Linked DNA regions of Homo sapiens: all the other regions are linked to region 3. A link is an interaction called in ENCODE POLR2A ChIA-PET data of the cell type or tissue named here. Cell type or tissue: A673. All regions are shown on one strand.

Evidence for each region. ChIA-PET counts read pairs that join two places held together with the same protein. Peaks named below come from ENCODE experiments on the same cell type or tissue, not always from the same donor. Only the 100,000 strongest peaks of a DNase experiment are listed, where the experiment ranks them.
Region 1: POLR2A ChIA-PET joins it to region 3 with 5 read pairs; 2 of 35 experiments call an interaction of 5 or more read pairs at or near these places.
Region 2: POLR2A ChIA-PET joins it to region 3 with 5 read pairs; 1 of 35 experiments calls an interaction of 5 or more read pairs at or near these places.

What each region holds. Positions count from the first base shown.
Region 1 is chr7:69,858,631-69,862,630 of GRCh38, reverse strand. The region is part of intron 1 of AUTS2 (activator of transcription and developmental regulator AUTS2); the gene reads right to left. Among named protein-coding and RNA genes, the nearest start is that of AUTS2, 260 kb to the right of the region's middle. RefSeq lists an enhancer at 1-1,749. In A673, no CTCF peak of the experiment used is centred here; no DNase peak of the experiment used is centred here.
Region 2 is chr7:69,562,834-69,566,833 of GRCh38, reverse strand. The region is part of intron 4 of LOC105375346 (a long non-coding RNA gene); the gene reads right to left. Among named protein-coding and RNA genes, the nearest start is that of CT66, 33 kb to the left of the region's middle. In A673, no CTCF peak of the experiment used is centred here; a DNase peak (open chromatin) is centred at 1,823.
Region 3 is chr7:69,786,574-69,790,573 of GRCh38, reverse strand. The region is part of intron 1 of AUTS2 (activator of transcription and developmental regulator AUTS2); the gene reads right to left. Among named protein-coding and RNA genes, the nearest start is that of AUTS2, 190 kb to the right of the region's middle. In A673, no CTCF peak of the experiment used is centred here; DNase peaks (open chromatin) are centred at 1,623 and 2,403; H3K27ac peaks cover 1,838 bases.

The sequences.
Region 1 (4,000 bases), 72 kb before region 3:
AGATACAATGTCATCCTAAGTAACTGGATTAAAACCTCATACACAACTGTCTAAGGGGAAGTTTCTGACCCTAAAAAAAAGCAAAAGAGATTAATGGCCCTCCTTTCAGAAAATGGTCTCATCCTACAGGGACACTTACCTTTGTGTCTGACTGGGCGATTTTACAACTCTGAAAAGTGTCTATAGCTATGCAAATACATTCTGTCCCCTAGAGGAACAACCCTCCCCCAAAAGTTTTGTGTTCATTTGTGGGTTCGTTTTCATTTCCTTTATTCCATATAAATTTGTGGTTCTTTCATTTCTCCTTGGTACCTGTTGTAACATCTATCTGGTTCCCTCATTTAAAATAAGTAAAATTTTTGACATGTGGATATTTTATATCTGCATGAGTCATGATTTTACCTTTTTTGAATATTATCTATTCACAACTATTAGAGGTGATATAGTTTAGATCCAAGAAAGAATAAAAACCTGCCTCTAGCATTCTGAACAGACATCAGGAGGTAAAATAACTTAAAGGTAAAAAGCAAGTTAAGAAACTAGAGTGTCCTTTCCAAAGGATACCATCTTTAATGTTCACGGCAGGTGCCCCAAATTGAGAATTACCAAAGGTAAAAAGAATGTTCAATGTTAAATTCAAAACCACACGAGAGACTAACTCAAAAACTTGGTTATGAGGCACAGGATTCCAGGAAGCACACTCATGTTCTACTAACTAGAACAGCAAACCAACTCCATCACCAAAAGTCTAAACAAGTTATCCTGCCATCTTCTGAGACGGGAAAAAGGCCAAGAGAGTAGTCACGTTGGTCACCTATCCCCTATCTTCCCCAGAATGTGAGGAAACCACACTTCAGGACTGGCAATTCTAGGAGATTCCAAGGAAAGCTTCAGAGGTATTAAGAAATAATCATTTATCTGAATTAACATTCCACTCCAGATGAGGTAATTAATTAGGCAAAAGAAAACAATCCTTAGTACTTTGCTCTAATAATTAACAAACGTTAAATCTGCCATTGGTAATTTACTACACTGGGAACAGAAAATTTCAATTGTTTAACCTCAACCTGCAAGCCTTTTATCTCCTTGCAAGCCTTTTTCAATAATCCTTTATCGGCTGACATTATGGAAAGTACAAAAGCAGTGGGGCACTGCTCAAGATGCTTACTTAACCTTTATAACTGTGAGATGGTACAGTGTGTGCATTTTTCACAGTGACAGGCTGCTTTATAGGGAACATCCACAGGCAAGAGACGGGAGCACCATGTCCCTCCAAAAAGAGAATGGCATCCTCCCTATTTTCCCAACCACCATGCAGCACACTTCTATAATTCTATGTTAATCCCTGCACTAGGAGACAGCCAAAATCCATTTATGGGTCCTTCAAGCATTGCTTTCAGAATATGGTAAAAGCCCTTCTGAAGGGGGTAAGGGGAGAGCAGCAGCATTACTTCCCACCCCCTCCTACAAATCAAAGAGAAAGGCATATTGAATCCTGCTTTTTTAGTAACTTGAAGCCCTGCATAAAAATCTGCTTAACAGCTTCAGCCTGGGAATCAGCTATTTTTTTTAAGGAAGCTGCATTGCCTGTGAGGTGGGCTTTGTTTTCAGTGTTGTGTTGGCTACATTTTCAATGAGTCGATTCCCAGGTTTTGAGTGCCATGTCCATTACAATGAAATATGGGTCTTTGATTTAATAAAATCATGACATCGGACATCTGAAGTTCTTTCAGAGGAAAAGTAGCCTCCGAATAATTAATAACTTGGCAAATATCATGTGACCTTAAATATGCTTTTGTATAAAGCAGTTGACATTGCAAGAAGCAGTACCCTCAGAACCCTGTGAAGGACACACCCTGTGGGACCTGGCATCCTACTTGGTGAGTCAATGGCATTGGCATAATTAGAGAGCTTACTTTAAAGAAACCCAAGATTCTGTTGGGTTATGTGGGAAAAAAAAATTAAGCAACATGTGCCCTTGTGTTTGCTATAGCTCTTTACAATTGAATCTGAGGAGAGGGAGGTGAGGGGAGGAACTGGGCCAGTGACAGACGGACCAGCTCTGCAAGTGGAAGGAAAAGTGCCATGGTTCCCTGGTAAATTGTGATTCCGGTGCAGGGGTGTGGGGGATGTTGGAAAAGAGCACAAGGAGAATCTTGGGATGATCTGGGTGGTGGTGACATGAAAGGACACACACATAAGAATATATCAAGTTATCCCTTAAGATGAGTACATTTGATTGTATGTTAATTATACCTCTCTAAAAAAATAGAAAGTTTTTTTTAAATCCCTGATTGAAATCCAGGTGTTCCTGCCTTCCCCTTCAGATATCACCATGGTGTAGAGAAAGAACCTCAGACTACACCTCAGAGCCCCAGGCTCCAGCCCTCACTAGCTGTCTCTCCTTGGTTAAATGCCTTTTCCTACCTGTAACTCAGGTCATCATCCTTAAACCAGAAATAGATAACCTGATAGTTAGGGTCAAGGGTCCTCAAAATTGCAGCTGAATCAGCATCAGAGCTCTTTGTCCTCCTGATTCAAGCATCAGAGACAGAAAATAAAACAAAAAACAACAACAACAAAAAAAAACACCTCTTTGTCAGGCAGGTATAATGTCCTTAAAATTTTCTAAATTTGAATGTCTCTTCAGTCTCCCCCATTGCTTATAGTTGTCCAATTCATTCACTCTGCTACCTGTCTACCCCAGGAACATGTGAGTTTGAGAGTCCTACTCTGGATCCTCAAGGTCATTTTCAGTCCTTAAACTCTGTAATTTAGAGTTCAGGTACTCTACTAGGGTTTTGTTGTTGTTGTTTTTGTTTGTTTTGTTTTTTCACTCTGGCTCTGACAGGCTTGACAGAACAGAGGATTTTAGCAGAGCAACTAGAGCATCTATCTGAAGTAGAATTATCCAGTAACAAGTATCCTGCACAACCCAGCTCACTGGCTCTTGAAGTCAACTAGCTCATAACAAATCTTGAGATGGCTAACCAGGTATGGTCACATGTTCTTATTCTCCTAAATCTACAAAGCAAACATCCACAAGAGATTAGGGTTTAATGCCTATTTTTGGATGGAGATAAGAATAGGAGTGACTAGAATCAATAACCACAAACAAATGAATATGAGTCTGAGACTAATGACTTCTGCCCGTTACTAACAGTCTCTCTGTTTGTCATCTTGTCTAACACTTCATCAAATTCTGAGGTCAGTTTTTGGAATACATTAAAAGAAAATTATCCTGCAAAACTGGAGACATGATAGTTAACAATTTTTTTGTTGTAACTTAACAATAAACTTAGTATGACCAAAACATAAAGCTCTTACATATACCATCTATTCACCTCTAACTTTATTTCTTTTTCTTTTGAAACAATCTTTATTTCTATTTCCTTTTAAACAATCCTTAAGTGAGGCTAAAGAGATATCCCACTGGAGTAATTTTAAACCCTCTTTGCTTCCTTTGAAAGCACAATATCCTCAAATCTTATACAGTGGTTAATAGCTCTTGCTTTCATTTCGTAAATGTTGGTACAATGACTGTCCTGACAAGGTTCTCTGCTTCAACAAGCACAATATTTGGAATGATGAAGATGCTGTGAGCATGGACCCTTCTCTATAATGTTTAATATAACAGTCCTATTCACTTCTATTCACTTGACAATTGCAGCGGTTTCCAGGAAGTTAAGTAAAGAAGAAATAATTAGTACCTACATGATATCCAGTGCTACACAAGGCAATGTCAGGGCAAAAAGAGTAAATCCAAGACTCAGTCTCTGGCCACACGGGCCTTACAGTACATACCTAGCAAACCTCTCATGATTCCAAAGAGTGAGGCAAGCCTAGTAACTGCCCTGTGAAGTCTTTTTTATTCCAGGGCTGACCCCCAGTTGTTCCTATTCTTTAGTACTTTCACTCCTCTTCCTCTTTGCCAAGGCTTCCTTGCCTTCTGACCACCTTCCCTTCTGTTAGCAGCCAATCAAAGCATCACATGGGACAG
Region 2 (4,000 bases), 220 kb after region 3:
ACATTTTTCAAATAATTAATTAGAAAATTTAATCACCATAGTAACCATGGTAAGCAGATTTTATTGTCTCTATTTTTTAGATAATGATTAGAAAGTGGAATGTTTACCTGAGCCACACTGATGGTCAGTTTCTTATTTAGGTCTTTGGACCCTAACTCTCAAATATTTTGGCCAAGATGCTTCAGGCGATGGTCCCATCACCTGATATTTATAAAGAACCCAGCCGTGGTGAGGAAATGCCTTTGATAACGACTGCCTTTTTTTTTTTTTTTTTGAGATAGAGTCTCACTGTCACTCAGGCTGGAGTGCAGTGGCATGATTACAGCTCCCTGCAGCCTTGACCTTCCAGACTCAAGGGATCCTCCTGCCTTGGCCTCCAGAGTAGCTGGGACTATAGGTGCACATCACCATGACTGGCTAATTTTTTAGTTTTTGTAGAGACAGGGGTATTGCTATGTTGCCCAGGCTGGTCTCTAACTTCTGGTCTCAAGTGATCCTTCCACCTAAGTCTCCCAAAGTGCTAGGATTAGAGGCATGGGCCACCGCACTCAGCTGATAATGGCTACTTTTATATCTTGCTAACTGAGTCCTACAAAAGCCTATAAATCAGAATACTTGTCCTTGAATCTGTATAGTGCATTTCATTCTTGTAGAGCTAATGTGTTACATGTCTTTTATTCGTGTAGTTTTTCACATTGTAGGTGACTTATTTAGCCAGTTTCAGAGATGAGACTCAAAAAGAACAATTGAGGCCATGCACAGTGGTTCACACCTGGAATCCCAGCACTTTGGGAGGCGGAGGTGGGAGGATCACTGGAGACCAGGAGTTAGAGACCAGTCTGGGCAACATAGCAAGATTCCATCTCTAGAAAAAATTTAAATTTAAATTTAAAAATCAGCCAGGCATGGTGGTGGGCATCTGTGGTCCCAGCTTCTTAGGAATCTGAGGTGGATGGATCACATGAGCCCAGGAATTCATTCGAGGCTGCAGTGAGCCATTATCGCGCCACTGCACTCCAGCCTGGGTGGCAGAGCAAGACCCTGCCTCTTAAAAATAAATAAATAAATAAAAGATATATTTGGCTGGATGTGGTGGCTCATGCTTGTAATCCTAGCACTTCGGGAGGCCCAAGCAGAAGGATGGCTTGAGCCCAGGAATTAGAGGCCAGCCTGGGCAACACAGCGAGACCCCATCTCTACAAAATATAAAAAAACACACAAAAAAAATTTAGCTGTGTGGAGTGGCACAGGCTTGTAGTCCCAGCTACTCCGGAGGCTGAGGTGGGAAGATCACCTGAGTCTGGGTGGTCGAGGGTGTGGTGAGCCGTGATCGCGCCATTGCACTCCAGCCTGGGTGACAGAGTGAGATCTTGTCTCTAAAAATAAATAAATAAATAAAGATATATATTTTTTATGATCAAAGAGGAAGAAAATTGACATTCCTATCAGTCCTTGCTTTAAAACAGCATAAATTACGAATTTCCAGCCCTATAAAGGAAAAGAGAATACTCTTTGAGTTAAGAGGCATCCTTGTAAATCTAATGCCCTCCAACACTGCTCAGCCCTTTCAATTTAGCTCACCCTTTCACCCTTCTGTATAGCTCTCAGGTTTAGTTTCGCTGTGAAGCATAGCTCTAAAGTTCCAGAAGGGTGACGGATTTTTCCTTGAGCTGTAGAGTTTGCTGCAAGCAACACTCAATCAGTCAGCAACAGCCCTGCTCTTTTGCCCCAGAAAGGGCACCACAACGTGGGGAAAAACATTGCATGTTTTCTTCCACACTGCCTGCCAACAGAGGCTTCACAGTACAGATGTGAAGCAGCCTTGGACATCTGCCAACACAAATGAATGCAAAGGCTCATCATTGGCCCACTTTGCATTACTGCCCCATGTGTTGAACTGAATCCAGGTCTGATTTTACTTCCACTAGCCTTCCACTAAATATTAAATGACTGAGATAGAATTTTATTATACGGGCCGATGTGCTCCTCTTTTGCCGTGAACTGGCTGTGGAGCAATATTCTTTTCATAGACCTGAGGTGTGTTATTAGAACTTTTTTGTTTCTCCCAAATGCATTAAAAATGTTTTAGTCAAAATGAAACTCAGTTTCATTCTGGGCCAAGCAGCAGGCAAGCAGTTTAACATCAGCACACATATGACAGTTTGGGTGGTGGTGGCTTTCTGTGAGATGTTAATGCATGAAGTGCCCTGCTCTAAGGGACTGTGTTAGATGATATTTAACTACTGATTCAGTCAGAACCCTAGAATCCAGAGCCCTAGAATCATAGAAGTCACAAGTCTTAGAAGTGGACAGTATCTTAGAGACTACCTCATGTAGCCTCTCTTCCAGTGAAAAGTTGTTTCCACTATGACCCTAGGAGATGACCACCCAGAACCTGCCGAAATACTTCTGGTGATGGGGAACCCTCTTCTTGCAGAGAGGTCTGTTTCATTGCTAAAAACTTCTGGTCCTTAGAAGTTTCTTCCCTTTGTTGAGCCATACAGAGCATTCTCAGACTTTCTTTTCTTTTCTTTTTTTTTTTTTTGAGGCAGGGTATCACTCTGTCGCACAGGCTGGAATGCAGTGGCACAATCTCGGCTCACTGCAGCCTTCGTCTCCCAGGGTCAAGTGATTCTCCCACCTCAGCCTTCTGAGTAGCTGGGACTACAGGCATGGGTCAGCATGCCCGGCTAGTTTTTGTGTTTTTAGTGGAAACAGGGTTTCACCATGCTGGCCAGGCTGGTGTCAAACTCCTGGCCTCAAGTGATCCTCCTGCCTTGGCCTCCCAAAGTGCTGTGATTACAGGTGTAAGCCATCGCGCCTGGCCTATATATGTATTTTAAACCTCAATAGGTTCTAGAAAATAATTCAATACCCCTTCCTAAATAAGCTATCTTAATTTCTGATATGAAGTTCCTTCTGCCTCTCACTTTTACAACAGTGAAACTGTATTTAAAATATCTTGTCCAAAGTAGCAATTTTTGTTACATTACTGTGTTTGGGTTCTTCTTAATTTTGCCTGTGTTATTGAAAGTTTTGGGGTTACTCTTGGGGGAAGGGCCTTTTGAATCAGACTCCAGTGTTCACAGGGACTTTTTTTTTTTGTTTTTCTGTTTTTTTTTTTTTTTGGAAGGAGTCTCATTCTTTCACCCAGGCTGGAGTGCAGTGGCACGATCTTGGCTCATGGCAACTTCCGCCTCCCGGGCTCAAGTGATTCTCCTGACTCAGCCTCCTGACTTAGCCACCACACCCAGTTAATTTTATTTTATTTTTTTTGTATTTTTAGTAGAGACGGGGGTTTCACCATGTTGGCCAGGCTGGTCTCGGACTCCTGACCTCAAATGATCTGCCAGCCTCAGCCTCCCAAAGTGCTGGGATTACAGGCGCGGGCCGCCATGCCCAGTCCACAGGGATTTTTGAGATGGCACGCCCAGCAGTCCTGGTTTGCCATGCAGTCACCTGTCCAGTTTAACATGTGTTCTGGCGAAAATGTCTTGGTTTTTCTGATAAATTATATGATCTCTCTTCTTAAAGCTCAATAGCCTCATCTTAGAGAGGCAACGGTTAAGGTCTAGGGGAATTAAATGACTTTCACAAGGTCTTCCACAGCAAGTTGGTGACTGAGCAGGGACTGGAATTTATGACTCCTGCCTGCAATAATGGAAGTGGTTCTCCTGCCTTCTCCATCAGCATTGGGTTTCTGGGGGACAGCTTGTGAGTTCCTATGAACCAGATTGCGTGAGCATGTTATAAAATCAGTCCTAGCCATGATTCCAATGAGACAAGCTAACAGCATGGGCACTGGTGCTCTTTAACCCTGAAAAAACAATGTTAGATGATGCCTCTGTTCTTCTCTTCTCCCTTGTAGTCCCCTTAAGTCAATTTCTTTCACATGAAAGAAACTTTTGTTTTGGCTGAGTGTGGTGGCTCATGCCTGTAATCCCAGCACTTTGGGAGGCCAAGGCGTGTGGATCACCTGAGGTCAGGAGTTCGAGACCAG
Region 3 (4,000 bases):
AGAGTTATAGCTTACTCAAGGTCACAAAGCCAGGAAGTGGTTTTTAATCAGAACACCAGTACCACATGGTTCCTATTATACGATTTTACCAAGATTCAAGTCATGGTAATTATCATTTATATTACCTCTCCCACCACCCTTTTCTCCCTCTCCTCCCATTGTCATCCCCTTCCCTAAACACCCTTTCCGTTATCCTCCATAATGTGTATTCACAGAAGCACAATTTGGAATGGGATAAAATCTAGATTACATAAAATCAATGATTCTCTGATGTTTCTTTTTTGAGACAGAGTCTGACTCTGTCACCTAGGCTGGAGTGCAGTGGTACAATCAAAGCTGACTGCAGCATTGACCTCCAGGGCTCAAGTGATCCTCCCACCTCAGCCTCCCAAATAGCTGAAACTACAGGCACGTGCCACCACATTCAGCCATTTTTTTTTTTATTTTTTATTTTTAGTAGAGACGAGGTCTCACTATTTTGCCCAGGCTAGTCTTAAACTCCTGAGCTCAAGCAATCTTCCCAGCTCAGACTCCCAAAGTGCTGGGATTACAGGTGTGATCCACTGGGCCCAGCCAATTCTCTGATGTTTCAACACGTTGAGATATATTTAGTTCTTCAAAGTTGAAAAAAAAGATATTTATTTAAGCAAATACTTCACTCACTGTCATCATTTCAGCTTTGTTAGGGGCAGAGAGTTCAGAAACCAAATCTAACAATGACAGGTATTTTTAACTTCCAGAAGGGAACTAGAGAATACATAAACATCTCCTTTTCTCACTGGAGAGACAACTGGCATCCCCCCAAGACAACAGTCTATCCATGGCCAGAAAAAGATCTGAGTTCCAAAAGGAATCTTAACGTACTCTGAAATATGTGATTTAGGGCTGTGGAAACGTCAAGCCCCTACTTCATCTGATGTTCTATATTCTCCAACAGCCACAATGAGGTCTGCTAATGTTGATCCTAAGCTGCTGCTTAACAAGTACTTTGGTTCTGACAACACTCCTATAGGCCAAGAAAGGTGCAGTAGCCCTGGGTCCCAGCAGAAATACAAGTCTCAGAGTTCTAAGAGAATGTTAACAGAAACAACAGGGACTTACTTAAATTAATAACAGGGAATATCAGCATTCTAGGACTACCCCTTTGAGAAATCCAGCTAAGATAATTAACGTTAAAGATCATCTAACGCACTGATTCACACTTAGCTAACCTTTGGAATCAGTTTTACAAAATATTGATACTTGGGGCTCACCATCAGAGATTCTGACTGAATTGGTCTGGATGCAGCCTGGGCATACATTTTTTTTAAGTGCCCCCACGTAATTCTGATGTGCATTGAAGTTTGAGAGCCATTGCTGAATGGAAATTGTCCACACAAGCAAACCCAAAAAGCTTAGCTGCACTCTGTCAAAGTGGCCTTAAATGCTGCATTCTTGATATAAGGTAAACACCAAAAAGTCACCCACACTAGGAGTTCTGCATCTGCTTGAAAACTTGTTGATGGCATTAAACATTAATTTCTTTAATACTCCTTGCCTAAAGACTTGCATAAATTCCTTCTATAATTGGGTTTTAAGAAAGACTTTACATCTTCTTAGAAACCTGATATGTTTCCTGTTGTTGGAAAACAAAAACCAAGTGTCCTATCGTTTCCCTTATAACTCAGAGTGCTAGACGCGTCAGAGCTGAACCGGACAGCTAATCAGAGTATTTGTTCCCCAGTGTATTTGATTCTTATTCTGTCTATGCAAGTTTTGATTATTCTTTTTTTAAGGGGCATAGAAGTGTCTTTTTTTTTTTTTAATTTTGCTTCAAGGCCACTGGAGGAATAGACAAATGCAGAATTATGAATAATGGTCAAGTAATGAAGGCTGACTTTTAGGGAATCTTCTCTGTTAATTTCTCAGACTTTCTACTTACTTAGATGCTTCTGTTCTTGAAGAGCTGCACAAAAACCAAGTGCCCTTCAGGTTAAACTGTATTCAAACAATACCAGAGGAACGCTACTGTAAGGACTTTAGAAAAGTGAATAATCACTTTCATTTATTTCCCTGGATTTGGGCTTTTGTGCATAAAGTTTCTTTAGATTGAAGCCTGCCCAGACTTCACAAACTCCAAGTGTAATCTCTGACACCATGCTGCTGCCCTTCCCCTGAAGCCTCTATTTTAGTTTCCCCCAAGCCTGCTACTCTTGGCAAAGTAACTTCCACCTTCTTCCTTTGCACCCTCTTTCATAGGGCTGAATTAATGAGCCTGCAAGCTGGGGGCAATGTCTCTCCACAGCTGTCTTTTCAAGCAATTATTTAGGGACAGAGAAGGAAGTCATTAACAATCCTGGGAGTCAGCCAGAGACAACTCTGCCACACAATATACTCAGATAGGGCCCTGGGCCAAAAGGTCATTTTTTACTGGGGGCTTGAGGTGGGGTGGGGTGGGGTAACAAAGTAGTACAGAGAAGAGGATAAGAGAGCAGGTTTTTACGATATTTTTCTGGCATCTTCACCAAGAGCAATTTCTTCTGTAAAAGAAAAAGTCTAGCTGAACCAATCAGGAATTCATTCAAGGGTGATTCCAGGCAAGAGGGAAGGAATGCCAGTGAGAATAATGCCCCTCTGAAAAATCTGTCCTTAATAAAAGTTCCACTTCATTCCTAGGAGGCTGGGGAAGTAGGTAAAACTGGTGCCAAAATGTTGTAACAGCTAGGCGCAGTGGCTCAACGCCTGTAAGCCCAGCACTTTGGGAGGCCAAGGTGGGCGGATCACCTGAAGTCAGGAGTTCGAGACCAGCCCTGGCCAACATGGTGAAACCCCATCTCTAGTAAAGTTGGGGGAAACTAAAATAGAGGCTTCAAAAATTAGCTGGGTATGGTGGCACGCCTGTAATCCCAGCTTCTTGGGATTACAGCTGAGGCAGGAGAATCACTTGAACCCAGGAGGTGGAGGTTGCAGTGAGCAGAGATCATGCCACTGCACTCCAGCCTAGGCAACAGAGTGAGACTCTGTGTCAAAATAAAATAAAATAACTACTATAATAAATGCTAGTGAAGGTTATTCAAAAATATGCCTGACTAGTAAAACCAAAATGTTTTACACAAGGTGGCAGATTCCTCTTGCTCTACTCGTCTCGCCAACAAAAGACTTTAAGTGCTTTAGAGAGAAAGATCCTGATACTACTTCTGGTTAGAATTTCTCCTCTCTGGTAAAACTAGGCTATCTTTCTATGACAGAAAAAGAGTGTCTAGATTTTCCTTGTTTCTTAATAAAGACAAGTTCTAGAGTCATCTTTCTTTTCCCTTCTCCTGAAATAGACTATGTTATGTAAAGATGTTTTGAGAAACCAGTCAAACTTGGGTCTGGTCATCAGAGTGCATGTTCCTCCTCTGATTTTAGAACAACGTCAGGAGCAAATCAGTGTCTCTGTGATCTCAAGAGTCTTGGAAAACCATTAGAGAGGGAAAGCTCTGTGAGAAACATAATTGGATCAAATGCTGAAAGCCAGAAAGAGCTGAGTTCAAATTTTAGTTCTGATAGTAGGCAACGTCCTTAACCTCAGAGTTTCAGTTTACTTGCCTATAAATGATACCAAACCTCAACTGATAGGCTTGTTTTCAAACTTTTTAGAGCATGACACATAAAAATTTCTGATGTCTGCCTGCATGCACATACACTTAAAACAAGTTTTTTTGAAACAATACACACACTAAGTGTAGTATACTCTGATGTCATCTATTTGATTCTATTTTTTAAACTGAATAAAATAAAATTCTGACTGTCACCCACTAATGGATTAAGATATGCAGTTTAAAAAATCATTGTGACAGGTCAGGCACGGTGGCTCAGGCCTGTAATCCCAGCACTTTGGGAGGCCGAGGCGGGTGGATCACCTTGTGTTCAGAGTTAGTTCCTTCTGGTGGGTTCTTGATCTCGCTGACTTCAAGAATGAAGCCACAGACCTTCGTGGTGAGTGTTACAGCTCTTAAAGGTGGCACGGACCCAAAGA